2 separate regions of the Homo sapiens genome follow, and region 2 is linked to region 1. Evidence: chromatin contacts called from ENCODE Hi-C or POLR2A ChIA-PET data. All regions are on one chromosome and are shown on one strand. The core of a region is the stretch at or near the end of the contact, and the rest is flanking DNA. Distances in the headings are between cores, read along the strand shown. Region 1 holds the start of TAF1 (TATA-box binding protein associated factor 1). Region 2 holds the start of COX7B (cytochrome c oxidase subunit 7B).

What was found. A loop is a pair of places that touch in the nucleus more often than their neighbours do. ChIA-PET counts read pairs that join two places held with the same protein, here RNA polymerase II (POLR2A). Pooled maps may share reads with other maps.
Region 2: a loop to region 1 is called in a pooled map, with 13 times the contacts of the local background. The contact joins the promoter of COX7B here to the promoter of TAF1 in region 1. A Hi-C loop is called at or near these places in 8 of 50 pooled maps. POLR2A ChIA-PET finds 5 or more read pairs at or near these places in 4 of 52 experiments (B cell, MCF 10A, T-cell and 1 more).

Annotation. Positions count from the first base shown.
Region 1 is chrX:71,363,845-71,368,771 of GRCh38, reverse strand. It overlaps TAF1 (TATA-box binding protein associated factor 1), which reads right to left and starts at 2,415. Exons shown (of 38, transcript NM_004606.5): 1 at 2,278-2,415; 2 at 1,159-1,273; 3 at 602-718. The coding sequence starts at 2,397. RefSeq lists enhancers at 1,110-1,805, 2,324-2,373, 2,864-2,913, 3,082-3,651 and a silencer at 2,534-2,723.
Region 2 is chrX:77,897,279-77,902,012 of GRCh38, reverse strand. It overlaps COX7B (cytochrome c oxidase subunit 7B), which reads right to left and starts at 2,545. Exons shown (of 3, transcript NM_001866.3): 1 at 2,420-2,545. The coding sequence starts at 2,459. RefSeq lists an enhancer at 2,342-2,591.

The DNA of each region.
Region 1 (4,927 bases), core at 1,166-3,665:
GGCACGATCTCGGCTCACTGCAACCTCCACCTGCCGGTTTGAAGCAATTCTCCTGCCTCAGCCTCCCGAGTACCTGGGATTACAGTCATGCGCCACCACGCCTGGCTAATTTTTTATTTTTAGTAAACGGGATTTCTCCATATTGGTCAGGCTGTCTCAAGCTCCCGACCTCAGGTAATCTGGTGAGCCACCACGTCCTGCCTTAGTTCATTGCTTATGTATGACGTTGTATCCTTCTTGAACTATCCATTCCTTAAGGGCAAAAACTGAATTTGTTTCATAGTTTCCAACTTTGAAGTGTATCTCACAAACCCTGTAGGTATTCAAATACCAGGTGACAAGAAAGCTACTTGTCATTAACTAAGAATTCATGACTGAACAGTGTGAGGAATAACCACATGAATACGGTTAAGACTGGCCAGAACACAAAAAAAGATAGCAGCTACTTGGAACTGACCTGACAAAGGGAGTGGAGGAGCCAAAGCAAAGGCATAGAGAGCAGAAACAATGGCAGACAGCGGGTATAGAAACCAGAGCCCAAACTGGACTATACAGCAGGATAATGCACTGGAATGTTCAAGCCAATACACCAAAGAATCACCTGAGTGGCAAAGGGGCTGCAAGCTCCCCATCGTCTGCTGGTATCTTCGGCTTTCATCTTCTGCCACCTCATTGATGTCTGAATAGTCCACAGCATCTTCTGTACTCCTAACCCACCCTATGAAAAAAGCAGGGAGAATCGCAACAACAGTAAGCGACCCTCACTCCCTCAGATAATTCCCATTTAAAAGTACATGTACAGGCTGGATGCGGTGGCTCACGCCTGTAATCCCAGCACTTTGGAAGGCCAAGCCAGACGGATCACCTCAGGCCAGGAGTTCAAGACCAGTCTGACCAATATGATGAAACCCTGTCTCTACTAAAAATACAAAAATTAGCCGGGCGTGGTGGTGCGTGCCTGTAGTCCCAGCTACTCAGGAGGCTGAGACAGGAGAAATGCTTGAACCCGGGTGGCGGAGGCTGCAGTCAGCCCAGATCGCCCCACTGCACTCCAACCTCGGAGACAGAGCGAAACTCCGTCTTACACACACAAAAAAGTACATACATAGTAGGTGGCTAGCCTCCTCCCCCGCCTACTCCCCACAACCCAGACTTCACCTTCATCATTTACCAAGGCACCGTCAGTCCCGGTCAATTCTTCATTTGCCGTGAGTTCAGTGATCAGGCTGCCCAGCCCCAAAGCCCCCAAGCCTGCCAAGTGCTTCTTACATTCCTGAAAAAGGGACAGCACGAGTCGAAGATAACAACTAAACCTACGACTCCCACACCACAGGACTTATTTCCCTGGTCCACGACAAAGTCACAAATCCACATGAAAAATGACTGTGCAGTGTGCCAAAACAAGCAACACGTTCGAGAACTGTAATATACATCTACCAAACTCCGCATCGATCAGATCTTTATTAAAGCACCACAGCCAACTGCATCGCCCACACTTTAAAGTATACTACAAGAGAAGACGAATCAAATAACTACTGCCAAGACTGAATGAATGGAACGGTCGTTCTCGGAACGAGGGCCGAGGCAGGGGGATCAGTGGGATTGGAGGCGTCGAGGCGGGGCTCGTTCGGTCCCTGTTTCGCATGCGCCTGCGGCACAGGAGGGGCCACAGCGGCCGACAGCTTCACTCCTCAAGAAAACGGGCCTAAGTGAAGGCAGGGTAGTTTCACTAGGGCGCAGGACACTATTTCACGAAAGTCAGTGAAGACGCTGGGAGAGCCACCTAAAAGGCGCACTGTGACCAGGAGGCCCGCTCGGGTGCTAGGAACACCCCATTGTCCTAAGCCTGAGGCCGGAACCAAACGAGCGGGAGGCAGGTCCTGTCCAGTCCTCTGGCTCTATAGAGCCATCTCAGGGCAGCGATGTCAGAGGGGCAGGCAGTGTCAAGAATCTCCAAGCAGGTTACGGGTGGGAAGCCATCTCAGTAGGCGAAACCAGCATGTGTCCTACTGTCTGGTCGGCAGAGCGCTAGCTCCAAAGCCACTATTCCCTGCGCCCCTGGCCCCGGGCTCGCCTCGCGCTCTCTTCTGCCCACTCTCCCCCAGAACGATCACTCCCACGCCACGTTGCTCCCGCACCCATGAGGACGGGATCCTCCTCCCCGGCGTTAGCTGCGCCCTGTTCTCGCTGCCTGAGCACCCTCTCCTTTCCTCCCCGCACCTCCTTCCTCTGCTTAGCCCCACCCCCCGAGCCCTACCCCCACGCCCACCCCCTCACATCATCCAAGACGCTTTCCCCCTCCAGCTGCCCGGCTCCATTGATGTTGCCGAAAAGGAAACCCGCTAAAGAAAATGGGCCGCCTCCAGCGGAATCTTCGTCGCTGTCCGTGTCTGACATGATGGCGGCAGCAGTGATGGTAGCTGCTGTCCGCAGCAGCAAATCGCAGCCGGGTCCCATAGACCGGAAATAAAACAACAGTCGCCCAGAAGTGACTTACTGAGCTCCCTTACCCTACCAGCCTCTACCGGAAGCTCAAAACAGAGGGGAAAGGGAGGGGGAAGTGGGGAGAGGGGAGGGGGAAGGGGGGGAAAACCCGGAAAGACCGGCTATCCTAAGAGAAAGAAGTAACTACTTTACTAACGGCTTTTGATTCGACGCTACGGGATCAGGAGGATGGATATGTGGAAAGCGGTTGGTCAAAGAAAATATTCAGTCCCGCCCGCTCCCACTGCTCCGCGCGCGAGCTTTCTCACGGCACCGAATTAGAGCAGTGGCTCTTCCTCCAATCAGAAGGAGCTGCTCGAGTCACGTGGCTTACGCGCAGGCAACCTCGGGTTCCTGTACCACAATACCCGGAAGTAAGGGTAAGAGCCGGTCTTTGTGCTGCGTGCAATTTCACCGGTCCGTCCCAAGGAGAGACTTGACGTAAATTATACAGGCATTCCCGAGCTATGCAGGTTACTTGTTTTGAGTTGACATTTTTCCCTAGAAATTGATTTTTTGACCGGACGCGGTGGCTTACGCCTGTAATTCCAGCACTTTGAGAGGCCGAGGTGGGAGGATCGCTTGAGCCCACGAGTATGAGGCCAGCCTGGACAAGAAAGCGAGACTCCATCCATACACAAAATCAAAAAAATTAGCCAGATGTGGTGGCCAGTGCCTGTAGTCCCAGCTGTTGGGGGGTCTGAGGTGGGAGCCAGGAGTTGGAGTCTGCAGTGACCTGTGATCGGGCCACTGCACTCCAGCCCGCCTCAAAAAAAATACTTGTTCCCCCAACGTTTTATTTCGGAAAATGTGAAAGTTTAGTAAAATGAACAGCTGACCCCTCACCTAGACTCACAATGGTTAACATTTTGCTAGGATTTTTGTTTTTCTAAACCATTTATGGGCATCTTGTTCTTCACTCCTAAAAATAAGCATCTTAACTATGGAACCAAAGTACCTTTATCACAACTTTAGGAAGTAAGTCAATATTATTTAAGGAAGAGTCCGCACTTAAATTTCCCCAGTTGTCCTAGTTGGAACATTTTACGGGGTTTCGTCATGTTGCACAGGCTGGTCTCAGACTCCTGGGCTCAAGCAATCTGCCCGTTTCAGCCTCCCAAAGTGCTGGGATTGCAGCCATGAGCCAACACCCCGGCTTTCACCTTGCTTTTTTCACATATTATGATAATATAGACTGAAATAATTTCTTTACCACATCATAGCACTCTTCCTCATTCTCCCTTTTTTCCAATACTAGGATCCATTCACGTTTCATGCATTGTATTTGGTCATCTTCCTTTAGTCCAGAATCACCTGCCTTCTTGTTTGTTTTTCATGACACTAAATATTTGGAAGAATCCAGGCAAGTTGTCTTGAAAACATTCCATGATCCGAATTTCTCTTGTTTCCTTTTTTTTTTTGAGACGTAGTCTCGCTCTGTTGCCCAGGGTGGAGTGCAGTGGTGCTATCTCGGCTCATTGCAAGCTCCACCTCCTGGGTTCACACCATTCTCCTGCTTCAGCCTCCCAAGTATCTGGGACTACAGGCGCCCGCCACCAAGCCCGGCTAATTTTTGTATTTTTGGTGGAGACGGGGTTTCACTGTGTTAGCCAGGATGGTCTTGATTTCCTGACCTCGTGATCCGCCCACCTCGGCCTCCCAAAATGCTGGGATTACAGGCGTGAGCCACCACACGCCCGGCCTTTTTTTTTTTTTCTTTTTTTGAGACGGAGTCTCTTGCTCTGTCTCCCAGGATAAAGTGCTGTGGTGCGATCTCGGCGCCACCACCCCTGGCTAATTTTTGTATGATTAGTAGAGCCGGGGTTTCACCATATTGGCCACACTGATCTCAAACTCCTGACCTCGTGATCCGCCCGCCTCAAGTGCTGGAAATTACAGGAGTGAGCCTCCGCGCCCGGCCCAGGTTAAATATTTTATCAGCCATCAGAAGGTACACTGTCAAATACAGTGTTGTCCTAGTATTGGTGATGCTAAATTTCATCACCTTGATAAAGTAGTCACCACCAGATTGCTCCATCACAAAGGTACAACCCTGTGTAATTACTAAGTAATCCACAGGTACTTAGAGATTGTGTGAATATTCTTTTTTTTTTTTCAGTCTTTTGGTACTGAGCCCATCCTTCTGCAGAATAAATTGTGAATATTCTTTTCCCCATTGACCTTGCACCCAATGTGGTTTTAGCATTCATTGATGTCCCTTGCCTAAATCAGTTATATTGGGAGAATGCGAAAGGATGATCTTTCTTTCTTTTTCTTATTTTTTTTTTGAGAAAGTCTCACTCTGTTGCCCAGGGTGGAGTGCACTGCCGACCTCCTTCTCCCGGGTTCAAGCGATTCTCCAGTCTCAGCCTCTTGAGTAGCTGGGACTATAGGAGCATACCACCACACCCGAATTTTTGTATTTTTAGTAGACACGGGGTTT
Region 2 (4,734 bases), core at 1,296-3,795, 6.5 Mb before region 1:
TGTAATCCCAATACTTTCGGAGGCCAAGGTAGGAGGATCGCTTGAGGCCAGGAGTTTCAGACCAGTCTGTGAAACATAGTGAGACCCTGTCTCTACAAAAAAATTGAAAATTAAAAATTAGCCGGGCATGGTGGTGCATGCACACCTGTAGTCCCAGCTACTCAGGAGGCTGTGGCCGGACGATCACTTGAGTCCAGGAGTTAGAGGATGCAGTGAGCTATGATCACACCACTACACTCCAGCCTGGGTAACAGAGCAATTCTCTGTCCCTAAAAATAAAAAATGAGAAATGGGGTATATAAAAAAGTATAAGACAGAGATCCTGTCCTCAAGTAACTTCCAGTCTAGAGGATTACACATGTAGATAAAAATCAGTATCGTACAAGGAAGCAGAATTAGCTAAGGACTTAGTTTTTGAGCAGAATGATAAAGTTTGCTGTTAGTATTATACCAGTAGAAAGAGAAGAACAAAAGTTTTCAAACGGCCCCTGGAAGAACTAAAAAGGAGGGCTTGGGAAACAGCCGAGACTGGAAAAAGCTTGTTTCTAGCTGTTTTTTTTTTTCTTCCTGTCCAATTTAAGGGGCAGGTTCTTATCGTTTTAAAGAGCCTCCAAAGGTACTTACATATATAATGAAAAGCTAGGGAGCCTGAGGCAGGAGAATCACTTGAACCTAGGAGACGGAGATTGCAGTGAACCAAGATTGAGCCACTGCACTCCAGCCTGGGCAACAAGAGCGAAACTTTGTCTCAAAAAAAAAAAAAAGAAACTGCAATGTTGCCCATTCACTAGCAATGAATATTTCTACATGGTACAATGGGTTACTTCATGATAGTTATTAGACCATTATCAGATCTTCTAACTGTCTTACATAGCTTTCCCTTTTCATCTTTTAGTCACACCGGGATAGGCAAATTTACAAATATTTCATAATATATTCTGCTCCAGAAAAGATAAAAAGTGGGCATGTGAATTCCACGCTGAAAAAAAAACAAAAAACCTTTCCTGAGGTACAAGGTGGCCCTATTTGCTCAAAGAGCAAAGAAATTAAGACTACCAAAAAATTCTGCAACATCTCATAACTTCAACACACTCATGTAACTCTGGTGGATTTCATCAGACCTCTCCTCTGTGACAACTGTTTAATTACCACACATTGGTGATCTCATATAATCCTCAACAACCCCATGAAGTAGGCATTATTTACAAATTACTTATTTTACAAAGAAGGAAACTGAGGTTGAGAGAGGCTAAATCATATGCCCAAAGTAAAAGAGATAATAAATGCTACTTTGGGAATATGAAAATAGTCCAGCTAATATTTTGTGGTTATTTTCAAAGTTGCTTAAGAGTTTAGGACACAATCTAATAATATCCTCCAATGATTCTATTAAGTGAAAATCAAAAGATGGCTAAACAAACTAAATAGTAATTACGGGTCACCTTCATTGTGTAACAACTGCCCACGTTACTCAAGGTCACCTTCGGTGCAAATCAAGTATGAAAATTAATTTGTTCTCCTCAATCTATTGCATTTTCTCTACATAATGCTGGTCTCAAAACTCCCTGTACCTGCCCAACCTTTGGATAAGAAAAAAATGACCACGATTGCCTTCAGGACAGCTAACATTGTTTTGTTTTTGTTTTCGAGACGGAGTCCCGCTCTTGTTGCCCAGGCTGGAGTGCAGTAGCAGTCTTGGCTCACTGCAACCTCCGCCTCCCGGGTACAAGCGATTCTCTTGCCTCAGCCTCCCAAGTAGCTGGGATTACAGGCGCCCACCACCACGCCCGGCTAATTTTTGTATTTTTAGTAGGGACGGCGTTTCACTATGTTGGCCAGGCTGGTCTCGAACTCCTGACCTCAGGGGATCCGCCCGCCTTGGCCTCCCAAAGTGCTGGGATTACAAGTGTGAGCCACCGCGCCTGGCCAGCTAACATTGTTAATCCACAAATAACTTCAAAGCTGCATCGATACCATTTGGGTTGTTTCCCTGCAATTAAACCAGGTGAAGAGCTAGATTTACAGTTTCCGTCTATTACAGTAATAGGAATTGGAGAAGATATTTTTCTATACAGGGTTAGGAGTAAACATATCCCCAAAGCTAAAATGTAGGACATCACTTAAGGAACGAGGTGTCTACCAAGAATGTCCTTCCCTGAAATCAAAGGTTACTGAAGAATTAAAAAGCAGGGCTAGACTATCACTCCGATAACAGAAAGAGAGCTGGAAACCGAAACAGAAATACTGGGTGATAAAGCCAATGCTAAGGACATCATCCCAATGACTTGGGACGAGATGGGAGACAGACAGCATTCAAGATTAGAAGGCCGAGATGTTCGTAAAAGGAAAGCACACGAGAGGCCGCGAGGACACATTGATATAAGGTTGTTGTAAATGATTTGTCATAATTTTTGCTCACCTTGGAGACGATTTAGTGCGCTTTTGACCAAGGGAAACATCGTGAAGGTGAAGCTAGAACTGCGGCAATACAGCTGCTGCTTTGGTGCCAATTCGCTTCAGGTACCCTTGAAGTGAGCTGAAAAACAAAATGGCTTTCAGCCGGGATCCGTAATGAGATTTGACGAAATCTCGCGATACCTGTAAAACCTATAGTAATTGCAATCCCTTTTCCCGCGAGGAAAAATAAAGGCCTTTTGGGAAATGTAGTTTCCGGCTTTATAAAATGACGTATGGTGGGTGGTATCTAATGAAGAATGAAAGAACTCCTTGAAGCCAGGTTTAGAGCTCTATAGAGGGCAGCCGAGAGACAGATCTTCGACCGAATCGTCTAAGGAACTAGCTTCAAAATGGCGTTCAAGTTCCACAAGCTTCGGTTTAGTATCTCCACACTAGCTCTTTCTTCTTTCTGTTCCCCCAAAACTTCCTTTACTTCTCTCATTTTTTTTGTCTGCTATTACTACTATACTAATTGGCTTAGCTTTTAGTTTTCAAATAACGTCAAGTTTAGAGAAAAGTTGCAAGAACAGTAAAAACTTCTGTAATATGTAGATAAATACGTGATAAAATAACTTTGGAAAGCTATTGGCCGGGCGCGGTGGCTCACGCCTGTAATCCCAGCACTTTGAGAGGCCAAGGTGGGCGGATCACGAGGTCGGAGTTCGAGACCAGCCTGGCCAAGATGGTGAAACCCCGTCTCTACTAAAAATACAAAAATTAGCCGGCGTGGTGGCGCGCGCCTGTCATCCCAGCTACTCAGGAGGCTGAGGCAGAATAATCACTTGAACCCGGGAGGCGGAGGTTGCAGTGAGCCGAGAACGTGCCACTGGACTCCAGCCTGGGCGACAGAGCGAGACTACGTCTCAAAAAGAAAGAAAGAAAAGAAAGCTGTTAGGCCTGGCGCGGTGGCTCACGCCTGTAATCCCAGCACTTTGGGAGGCCGAGGTGGGCGGATCACGAGGTCAGGAGATCGAGACCATCCTGGCCAACATGGTGAAACCCCATCTCTACTAAAAATACCAACAATTAGCTGGGCGTGGTGGCATGTGCCTGTAATCCCAGCTACTCTGTAGACTGAGGCGGCAGAATCGCTTGAACCAGGGAGTCGGAGGTTGCAGTGAGCCAAGATACCACCACTGCACTCCAGCCTGGTGACAGAGCAAGACTCCGTCTCAAAAAAAAAAAAGAAAAGAAAAGAAAAGAAAAAAAAGAAAGAAAAGAAATGGCAACACGGCAAAACCCCGTCTCTACTAATATACAAAAAATTAGCTGGGCATGGTGGCACATGCTTCTAATCCCAGCTACTCGGGAGGCTGAGGCATGAGACTTGCTTGAACCGGGGAGGCGGAGGTTACAGTGAGCCAAGATCGCACCACTGCACTCTAGCCTGAGACCTGTCCCAAAACAAAAAAAATAAAATACATACAGTTCAGTGGCATTAATGGCATTCACATTGTTGTGCAACTATCACCATTATTCATCTCTAAGACTTTTTCATCGTGTAAAACTAAATGCTTTGATTATACATTTTGACTATTGAAAATATTAACATTATTCCAAAAGTCAAAACTAAACAGACTAGTGTACTTAGAGAAGTGTCATTCCCTCCCCTAACTGTTGCATTCCATTTCCACCAATTCCTATAGGTAACCGATTTCATTACTTTCTGGTTTATCTTGTGTGTTTCCTTTTGCAAAAATAGGCAAATACCTGTATGTTTTCTTATTTCTCTATTTTATACAAATGTAGCATAAAAATCCATTATCATTTTACATAAGTCTTCCTCATTCCTTTTTTACAGCTGCAAAATCTGTGGTGTATATGTGCTATAGTATATTCAGTCAATCTCCTATGTTGGAATATTTAGGTAGTTTCAAGAATATTTCAATTTCAATAATGCTGAAATGAATAACTTTGTGCACACATATTTTCATATTGCTGGATGTCTCTCTCCAAGGTAGGTTACTAGAAGTGGGATTGCTGGATTAAAGGATAAATATATGTGTAGTTTTTTTAGATATTGCCAAATTATAGATGTTGTAACGTTTTGCCTTCCCACCAGCAACGTATTAATATAAAGGGTGCCTGACTCCCCACAGCCTTGCTAATAGCATGTAGTGTCAAGCTTTTGGATTTTTGCCAATATGATAGGTAAGATATCCCTTTTAAACTTTAAAATTTTTATTTTTAAAACATACACATAGTAAAATTCACTTTTTGGTGTACAGTTCTATGCGTTTTGACAAATGCATACAATTGTGTCACCACCACCACAAT